Linked DNA regions of Mus musculus: region 1 is linked to region 2. Evidence: chromatin loops called from intact Hi-C (ENCODE). Cell type or tissue: gastrocnemius. All regions are shown on one strand.

Region 1 (5,000 bases), 110 kb before region 2:
AAAAGAACACACCAGCTAGCCAGTAATCACCAGTAGTGGGCTGGATCCCAGCACCAGAGCCCTGCAACAAGCTGCCCAGAGAGTGGAAGGAACTTCCAGACTTCAGATGCCACACCCCCCCCCCTGGGGACAACCTTCACTTGTTCCACAGGAAATGCTACAGCTGCCTTCAGGAAGTATCCAGCCTGATATCAGGACACCTGGATGGCACATGCCTGCACACCTCCCTCTAAGAACCCTTGAAGGCTTGGTGGAAGGCACAGGGATACAGGGCCTGCTTTCCTAGGGGTGGGGCAGCAAAGACATGCACAGAGCTAGGACCCCAGCTACATCACTGCCGTACCCCCTGGGACAGGGCAAGCAAGGATGACCCTACCTATTTCCAGCTGGCCAGGGTACTTCCCTCGGACGCGATGCAGGAATGTCTTCTTGAGCTGGCTCAGGAGTGTGGAGGCAGGGCAGGCCAGGACACCACCAGGCTGCGTGCACCCCTGCCACAGTGCCAGGCCACCCTTCCTGTGAGAAGCCTGTGGGATGACTAAGAGCCAGCAGCTGCTCAGCAGCCTGGGCAGGAGCACCAGAAACCTCTCCACAAGGACCCAAGGTTGGAAATGAGGGCAGGAGACCCAGTACAGGGACCTCCTCTCAGGCCCCTGTCACCCCAAAGGAACAGTCTTGGCTCCAAGCACTTTCCTAGTCCCTACTCACAAGATCAGCCATGCACTGCTGCCCTGTCTAGGAAACTGGACTCCCCAGACAAGTGCACAGGGGGAGACAAAGAACGGAGGTGACAGCCATTCCTTGGAGGGGACACCAGCATGTGGGTGGGACTGGCTTCAGTGAACCAGCAGTGGCCCTGGCAGTATTCATGGACAAACCAATGTGCAAGCTGTAACCTACCTGTCAATGGGAGAAGGAGGAAGGGAGGGAAGGAGAGGGAGGGAAGGAGGGAGGGAGGGAGGGAGGGAGGCAAGGCCTTGGGGGTGGGGCTGGTGGCTACTTACTCTCTTCAACCGACCTGGCCTTGCTGACCTGCTCAAGGTCAAGGTCTGAAAGCACTTCCAGAACCTGCCTTTGCTGCACTGCTTCCTCTAGGAGGCAGTCCTCCACCATCCTTGACAAATTCGGGGAAGCCAGTTTCTAGAATCAGAGAGATACGCAGGTTACCCAGCATGCACATGTCTGCCCACAACTACCCACAGCTGCCCTGTCCTAGAGGAAGCTTCTAGACCATAGCCTAAGCTACTTCTTTTCATCAAGCTGAGCCCACCCAAGGCCAGCATCACAAAGCAGGGGAAAGACGCCAGCATCTGACGGCCTCTGGATCCCTGGGAGCAGCGCGGCAGGAAGCCCACCTTGGATACTTTGTGAGGTTGAGCCAGTTTGAACTGGTGCAGTACCTACGTGTGTACATCAGAACTACCCGCTTGGGCCAGGACTTGGCTCTCTGAGACCCATGCGGTTCCTCACCTCCTGCCCCAGAGTCTCCATGGCCCTCAGGGTGGGCTCCTCTTACCTGACCCAGGCTTGTCACTGCCTGTGACCCCAGTCCCCACCCTGGCCAGGTCCCACCCAGACACCTGAAGCAAGGCTTTGCAGACTTGAAGGTGGACAGTGAGCAGCGTGTCCAGCTCGGGGGCACCAGCTGTGAGCTCGCTGGGTGACACCTTCAGTGATGGCCGTGGAGGCGGGGGGCTGTCCCTCCTGAGAAGACAAAAGAGCTGAGTGACCATTAGATTTGCAAAGGGACACCTTCCCTGACACCTCCTCCCACCCCAGCTCCAGATCAGAGACAGGGCTTCTCAATAGAGGCATGGATGGGTGAGAGAACGGCCTGGCTATCAAACAGATGTGCAGGGCTGGGCTTCCTGGGAGACCTGAGGCTATGACTCCCTCTGGGTGGTTACCAGAGCCTCACTTTGCTCTTCTGTGAAGTGGGCATGAACACTAGACCTAGGGTTAGTATCATGGTTCACAGGGCAGAGCTGAGCCCCCACCAAAGCCCAGCTGGCTCACCACACTCGGGAAGGTAGCACGCTTGGAATCTCCCTGTGGGATCACACTGGCTTAGAGGATGGAGACTGACCCTTTGGTAATGCCGAGGTCTGGGGATTAGAAGTGGCCCTGATCGAGGTAGGTGGTAAGACAGAGATGGATGGTGGTCCAGAGGGAGTGGTGGGCAAGGCAGGTACTATGGAGGTTAGTCAGCATGACAGCCACTGAAGTCAAGGTCAGAGTTTGGCTGTGTGCTGCTGTTATTGCCTGAGAAACCCTCAGTGACCATAAAGATTTGCCATGGAGAGAAAGCGCCATGCACGGTGAAACTACACAAGATGGGGCCAAGGACTCAGACTAGCATGGAGCTATAGCAGTCCAGAGGTGTGCCCATTTGGGGTGCACTCACTCAGGAGCCTGGGAGCCCCCAAACAGGGACAGTTCATCACTGGCAAGGTCGGCATTCAGAAAGGCAAAGCTCTCAAGGATACAGTCCATCAGGCTCTGCGCCGACACGGGTTCCGGCTGTACCCCTCGGGGCTGTGGACAAACACCAGGATGACGGCTCTGCCCTCCCACACCCAGCCATAAAGTGACAGCCCCAGCCCCAGCCCCAGCCAGCCCAGCGATGGCTCAGGTCTCAGCAGGATGAGCCTGGGATGTGGCACTTCCAGCAACCCTACCAACACAGCCTGAGACAAGGGGACATCGAGAGAGAGAGAGAGAGAGAGAGAGAGAGAGAGAGAGAGAGAGAGAGAGAGAGAGAGAGAGATCTGAAAGTCCCCAGGTGGGGATGACTCAGTGCAGGACTCCCCCACAAGGAGGCGCCACTCTGTCGCACACTGCAGCCCCATGCCTCATTTCTCAGCAACCCCACAAACCTGCTCTGCACTCACTCTTGCTGACAGCCACCCTGAGGAGATTCAGGAGCTGTGGGTGAGCTGTGGACGGGAAGGCATGCGGGAGCCACTGCCCACTGCCATTCAAGCCGTCCAGAGACCTCTGTCTCCAAACCAGGGCTGCCTGCAGGGCCAGTGTACCAGACCTCAGTCAACATGAACCACACCCAAGAATAGCCGGACAAGACTGCAGGGCTTCTCGGCTGAGCCCACGGGGCGGGCGTGGAGGGTGGGTGTCTGTCAGCAACAGCAAAATACTAAGCCTGGGAGTAAACTCTGCAAACACATGTGTGTGTACGTGTATGTGTGTGTGTGTGTGCGCGCGCGCGCGTGTGTGTACGTGTGTATGTGTGTGTGTGTGTGTGCGTGTACGTGCACACACGGATGGGAACATCAGATTCTTGCGACTTGAGGAATTATGTTACCAAACCAGCAAATGCTGACCCAGGGACCCCAGTGCCACAGCTCAAACTCTCAGCCAGTGAGCACAAGACCCACATGTGCACTTCTGTTTATAAAGTTTTCCTCTTCCTTTCTCGTGTGTGTGTGTGTGTGTGTGTGTGTGTGTGTGTGTGTCCGTCCAGAGGAGCCACATAATAACAGACTTGGGTGTCCTGCCTTAAGAGGTGTCTGCCTGCCTTGTTTTTTTTAATTTTATTTATGTTTGAAGCAGGATCTCTTCCTGGGGCCCAGAGTTTGACAATTAGGTGCCCATTGAGCCCCAGGGATCCCGTTTCTCCTTCTGCAGTGCTAACTCGCTTGCCACCGTGCCTGCCTTCTCTCAATGCCGCCCTGGGGGCGGAGTGAACTCAGGTCCTCCTGTTTGCACAGCAAGTACTGACTGAGCTCCCAACCCCAGGCCAGCTTATCTAGCAGTCAGTGAGGAGGCCCCGCAGCCCTCCACACCTCCTGCCTCAGGGAAGCGCATTAGCTCTCTGGCTCTCACCATAGACACGCCAGAGCTTGTGCTTGGCACTGTGAGCCCAGCGCTACACATGAGGCCATCCACGCAGCTAACCTGCTGACAAATAGCACAGGTGGCCGAACATGTGACAGTGACCAGAAAAAGGGCGGCAGTCACAGGGACGCTGAATATGAAGCAGACAAAACCTGTGCATTGATGTGTGTGTGTGTGTGTGTGTGTGTGTGTGTGTATGTGTGTGTGAGTATATGTGTGAGTGAATGTATGTGTGTGTGAATGTATGTGGGAGGGTATGAGTGTATGTGTGCATGAGAGAGTGTGAGTGTATGTATGTGTATGTGTGTGGGAGAGTGTGTGAGTGTATGTGTATTAGTGTGTGTGGGTGTGAGTCCAAGGCCAGCCTGGGCCTCTTAGCGAGAATAAAAGTCTATGGACGCTCAGTGGATGATTTCCCTTAGAAGTCAAGCTGAAGGTGGTGACCTCTCATTTTTATTGTCTTAGCTCTTTTCCAGAAAAGAGAAGTGTCTCGATGGTGTTCTGAATGACTGTGCTATTGCGGGGTCATACAAAGTGCTTGTGACTCTCAGAATACGGGAGTGTGACAGAAGCTGTGTGCCTGTGACCCACACATAATACTGGGAAAGAACAAATGAAGGCGGCAGTTCTTCCTCAAATTCTTGTTCCTGGCACATGAGGACAGGGCCTTGCTAAGGTGGTAGGCAGTAGATTCATTCTCTCAAGGCACTAGACAGAATATAAGGAGAGAAACCTTCTCTCAGCTGTACTGGTGTGAGAATGTGAAGTCCACGTGAGAATTTAAAGAGAGAGAGAGAGAGAGAGAGAGAGAGAGAGAGAGAGAGAGAGAGTCAAGTATCATAGCTAAGAGCGAGCTCATCGGAACCTGTAGAAGTTGGTATGCGTGGTCTACATTTTATTTTATGTATTTAAAAATGTAAACAACAGAGAGCCATCCGTCCAGGCCGGCAGCTCTGAGAGCCACTGAGAGAACTCCTTTGGCTGGGCAGGGGAAGCTTTTGGATGGCTGTAGAGATGAGGCTGGCAGGCGGCTGCAAGGCCTTCCATAAAAATCGCAGGCCCCGCCCACCCACCCACATTCGAACATTTTCGATGGAGCCAGGTTCTGGCTGGACACAGAGCAAATTACTCACTGTGCGCACCGGCCT
Region 2 (5,000 bases):
CTGGACATCACTTTGTAGCTACATTTAAGGTTACATTTTACTAAGCCAGGGTTTAATTTTAATATAGTCCAAGGATACACAGCAGCTACTTCTTACAGAAGGCCGGAGTAGTGGTACCAGCCTGTAATCCTGATTGGAAGTGAGTTCAGGGCCAGCCTCAAAAACCAGAAGTATAGACACTGCCATAAAAGGCTTTACTCCGGAAACTGTAGGGCAGCCATTCACAGAATGATCCCAGTTGCTGCTGACAGAAGCCTCGCTCCCACCTCTGAGCCAGCCTACTGTCAGTCACAAGCCGTAGCACACCTAAGGTGTTTTCCACGTATGCCCCGCATGCTGCTCTGCCCCAGGCTGGTCACCATCCTGCCCATGGTGCCTACAGAGACCTCTCTCCAGGCTGCATCAGGGAGCTTTCTGGAAAACCCAGATAAGATTACCGTGTCTGGGTTCACAGCCCAAGGCTGAAGTCCTTAGCCCACAGCACTTCCCTGGAGCCCTGTCTGCACCTCCGTCATGGCTCCTTCCTTCCTGTGTGTCAGACTTCTACAACCAATCTCTTCACCAAACACAACACTCTTTCTGCATCTGGAACCTTCTTCCCCTTCCTACCTGGTCACCTGCTCCTGCTCCTCTCATCTCTGGAGACACCTCATTTCCACAGAGAAGTCCTGCCTCTCCCCTCCCCTCCCCCCCATCAGCCCGGCTGGGTCCCCTACGCTCCTGACACTGACTGTCTGTCTTTCCTTATACATCCTTGTAGGGACGCAGCTCTGTGAAGGCCGGTGCCCACTGGCTTCACAGTGGCTCACTGCAGAGTGTTGTCCCAGGAACGGTTTGAAAAGCAGTGCGTGCTTGCTTCTTCTGTGGGGAAGCAGCAAAGGGGTCCGCATCATTTGAACATTGGCTAAAGTTTAAATATTTAATCCTTTCCAAGTTTCTGGATAGCTTTTGATTCATCATGGTGCATTAGAAAGGGACTGGCGAACAGGCCTGGCGTTTTGTAAGTTTTCTTTAAAAACGTTTCTTACTCCTCCCTGTAGCCCAGGGTTGGTTATAGAGGTGAATGCCCAGCAAAACCATACAGCGTCTTGCTGTGTAGCCCAGGCTGGTCTTGAACTCGAAGCCATCTGCGTCCACCCCCAGCACCTCAGCTATGAGTGTTGTGTATACCACCACCCTCTTGTCACTAGGGTTGGACCTAGGGCTTCATGCTAGGTCAGCATCCTACTGCCTTAATTTTCTTAAAGACAGGAGATAGCCTTAACCTTGCTGTGCAGCATGTTGGTTCCTGGTCCTCTTATGTCTACCCCCAGGGCTATGGGTGAGTGTGTCCAGCCTGGCTTGGAGCCAATCCTCCTGCCTCAGCCTTCGTGCAGTTTGTTGCCCTTACAGGCCCATGCCACCAGGCCTAGCTACCTTATCTTCCTCTGAACTTGCAATGGGATAAGCTCTTGAGCTGCTGACGACGATACCTGGGGTGCTCTAGGTTCTCCTGCTGACGACGATACCTGGGTGCTCTAGGTTCTCCTGTCTGGGAATGCTGCTGCTGTTCTGAAGTTTCTGTTTACCAAGGTTGCTGTCTTCACCACGGCCATTCCTTCTGTCTGCTCGCCATCACAATGGGCCCTGGCTCGCCCTGATCTGAGTGTGCTGTTAGGAAAGCTGGGAGCTTGTGTGTGAGATAGACATTTGCCTGTGTGGAAGTTTAGAAGCTTCTGGGTGGATTCTTGTCAAGGGCAGCGAGCAGAGACCGTTGGCTGAGGGGCAGAGTTCTCCGTGAGGTGTTCCTGTGTGGCCTTGGTCAGCTTTACTGTGGGTCTCGGGGACTCCCATGGCCTCTGTGAGTGACCTTGGCCTCCAGCTGGGCCCTCCTGGACGGTCACCTTTACACTTTATGCTCACACCCTGCACCCTGGCCTGCTGCCAGCGTGTTTCTTTCCCAGTGGCTGAAAACTGATTAGCTGGGTGGGAGAACAGAGGTGCCTTTGTGCCGCGCAGTGCTTCTGAGAATTTAGAGCGAGCATTCAGAGGGAGTCTTCGGCCAAGCCAAATTATGCAGATTTGGGTTTTCTCAGTAGGGTTTCCCATGGGCAGGCATAGAGGCAGCTTGGTGGCCTTCTCTGTTTTGTGTCTGGAATTCCCCTGGACATGTTACACAGGCTTCCACTCTTGGTTGTTCTGAAATAAACAGTTCAGTGTAAGACTAAGCCTAACGGCTTTTATCGAGATTTTTGCCAAATCCTCCTGCTTCAATGGATTTATTTCTCAAACCAAACTATAAAGCAACTTTCTGCCTAAGGACACAACGCAGACTCTGTGAGAAGATATGGGTGCAGAGATGGCAAGACAGGGTGTCCCTAAGGCTGGCTCCTCATGTGACCTGGGGAACCACATACTCATACCTGGAGGTGCCAGGAGGGACCTGGAAGCTGTGGTAGGAACCTGGAAGTTCCTGGTCTAGTAAAGACCTGGGCTCTCCCTGTCTTGGGTTCTTCTATGTTCCTCATCCCTGGGCTGGGGTCTGAAGATAGCAATGGGTGTCTCTGGCTGTGGGGCAGGTCCACTGAGTGGGCAGCAGGATTCTGTAGGCCCCAGGCTGTCTGTAAACCAATCTCCAACTAGTTACTGTGGGGATGAAGGAGCACATGGGATGTTTAGTTTTTTGGAGACAAGGTCTTGTGTTGCCCGGCTGGCCTCACTGTGTAACTAAGGATGTATGTATGGTCTTGGGTTCCTGACTCGGCTTCCATGTCCCAAGCCCTATACTCTCATTACTGAAGTATTGTTTGTCTTTAATTGATTGTTTCCCGGTTAGTTTTGATTTTGGGCTTTGCTTGCCTGGTTGGTTTAGTTTTTTGTTTTGTTCTCAGAGATAAGGTCCCTGGTGTAGCCCAGCCAGGGCTGTAACTCAGATGTCCCGTGTGAGCCTCCGGAACCTTGGGACTCTAGGCCTGAAAACCAAGCCAGCCTGAGATGGCTTCAGCTCTCCTCCTGCTATTCACCCTGTTCCTGGTCCTTCCTCCCTGATAGTCCACCTGTGTCTTCTGCCTTCACCTGGTGACAGTGGTGTCTGGAGCTGTGTCTCCAGCATGTGACAGACTCAGCTGGCTCAAGGAATTAGTCCAGCTGCAGTGCAGGTGCAGACTTAGCACACGTGTTTGTTGTGACTACTAGGCATCACTAGGCATCAGCACTACCCTTTCTTCTTTATGTGTGTGTGTGTGTGTGTGTGTGTGTGTGTGTGTGTGTATACACACATGCACTTTAAGCAGTGGGCACCTGGAGGTCGGAAGACAACTTGAAGGTGTTGGCTCTGCTTTATGGGTAGTAAGGCTCAAACTCCAGTCACCAGACTTGGCAGCGAGCACCCTAGCCACTGAGCCATCTCACCAGCAACAAAGGAAGTTTTACTGAAAACAAGGCTTTCCACCATGGAGGGAAATCTGCTGGGAGCTAAGAGACAGGGGCAGGAGCTCTAGTTTGCAGAGTCCTTGCCACCCTGCACCCCAGTCTGTCACAGCGCTGATGTCAATCATGGTTGAAAAAAGGATCCCACACCTCTGCCTCTGCCAGAGTGGGGAGTGAGAGTCAGAGCCCACGGGGCTGAAGGGAGTTTATTTGCTGAGAGACAAGCCGTCTAAGCATTCCTTAGTAATGAAGCTGTGAGTGCGGAGGAAGGCGTCTGCCCCTCTTCCCTCCCACCCTTCCAGCTGCTGGAGCTGAAAAGGAACCCAGGGCCTCACTAGTTCAGGGCAAGGGCTCCCACCCCACCCCCGCCACACCCCAACCATTTTCCTCTCCTAAATTCCCTGGAATGAGTGTTCCTTCCCCTGTCCTTGTTTTGGATGTGATAAATATGCAAAGTGGAAGTATTCTAATTAAATGCAGGAAAACATGCATTTAAAGGAGCTGTTTTAAGCAGGCAGGTTGGGATAATTCTAATCCTAGAGCAGCAGAAGCAGAGGCAGGAGGATTGCTCTAGCATGGCTACATGTACTGTGAGACTGTATCTCGGGTTTGGTTTTTTTCCTTCAAGATAGGGTTTCGCTGTGTAACCCAGGCTGTCCTGGACCTCACTCTACATCAAATTCAGAGCTCCTTTCCCTGCCTCCTAGTGCTGCTAAGATTGTGTGTGTGTGTGTGTGTGTGTGTGAATGTGTGTGTATGTATATGTATATATAGACATATATATACAAATATATATATATATGTATGTATACTTTTTTTTTTCCGAGACAGGGTTGTCTGTGTAGCTCTGGCTGTCCTGGAACTCACTCTGTAGACCAGGATGGACTTGAACTCAGAAATCCGCCTGCCTCTGCCTCCCGAGTGCTGGATTAAAGGCATGCGCCACCACTGCCCAGCTCCACGCTTGATTTCTTAAAATGAGTTTGTAAACTAAACATTGGAGGTACATCCTGTAATCCCAGCTCTTCAGAGGGTGAGGCAGGAGGATTGCCTTGAGTGCCAGGTACAGGAAGGTGAGAAGAGACGAAGTTGTAGCCAGGAGTGGTGACATACACACACATAGCCCCAGTGTCTCAGCTGCCTGGGACACTGAGTCCGGCCTAGCAGTGTGAGACTCCACCTGAGAAAAGGGGGAAGGGAATGTGAGCCTGTAAGATTTGCCACAGGTTATTTTGTTGTTGTTTTGTGTGTTTTAGATTTTGAGACTGGGTTTCAGGACATAGTCCAGGGGAGCCCCAAACTTGCTGTGATATGATATAGCCCAGGTTGGCCTTGAACTTGGGATCCTTCTACCTTTTGCCCTAGGCTCCTGAGCAGGGGGATGACAACAGGTGTGTGGGCCACAATTGACTATCAGAATTTCACTGGCCAGTTAAGGTGTTCATAGCTAGTGATGTTTGTGATGTGTGAGAGGGCCCTCTAGTGTCTTCTGATGGCACGGCAGTCACTGGTGCAGTGACTGAGTCTGGCTGAGTAAGCAGCCACTCAAGCCGAGGTGGCCTGTGCATTGCCTGGCGTTGGTCTGCTGGGGC

The links. Peaks named below come from ENCODE experiments on the same cell type or tissue, not always from the same donor. Only the 100,000 strongest peaks of a DNase experiment are listed, where the experiment ranks them.
Region 1: it touches region 2 in a loop (4-fold over the local background); 9 of 42 quality-filtered maps call a loop at or near these places.

Annotation. Positions count from the first base shown.
Region 1 is chr2:167,984,069-167,989,068 of GRCm38, forward strand. It overlaps Ripor3 (RIPOR family member 3), which reads right to left. Exons shown (of 22, transcript NM_001080708.3): 14 at 2,405-2,535; 15 at 1,581-1,704; 16 at 1,005-1,140; 17 at 377-538. Among named protein-coding and RNA genes, the nearest start is that of Ripor3, 24 kb to the right of the region's middle. In gastrocnemius, CTCF peaks have their summits at 1,099 and 2,819 (motif pointing right); no DNase peak of the experiment used is centred here; H3K27ac peaks cover 455 bases.
Region 2 is chr2:168,093,322-168,098,321 of GRCm38, forward strand. All of the region lies in intron 2 of Pard6b (par-6 family cell polarity regulator beta), which reads left to right. Among named protein-coding and RNA genes, the nearest start is that of Pard6b, 15 kb to the left of the region's middle. In gastrocnemius, no CTCF peak of the experiment used is centred here; DNase peaks (open chromatin) are centred at 1,914 and 4,901.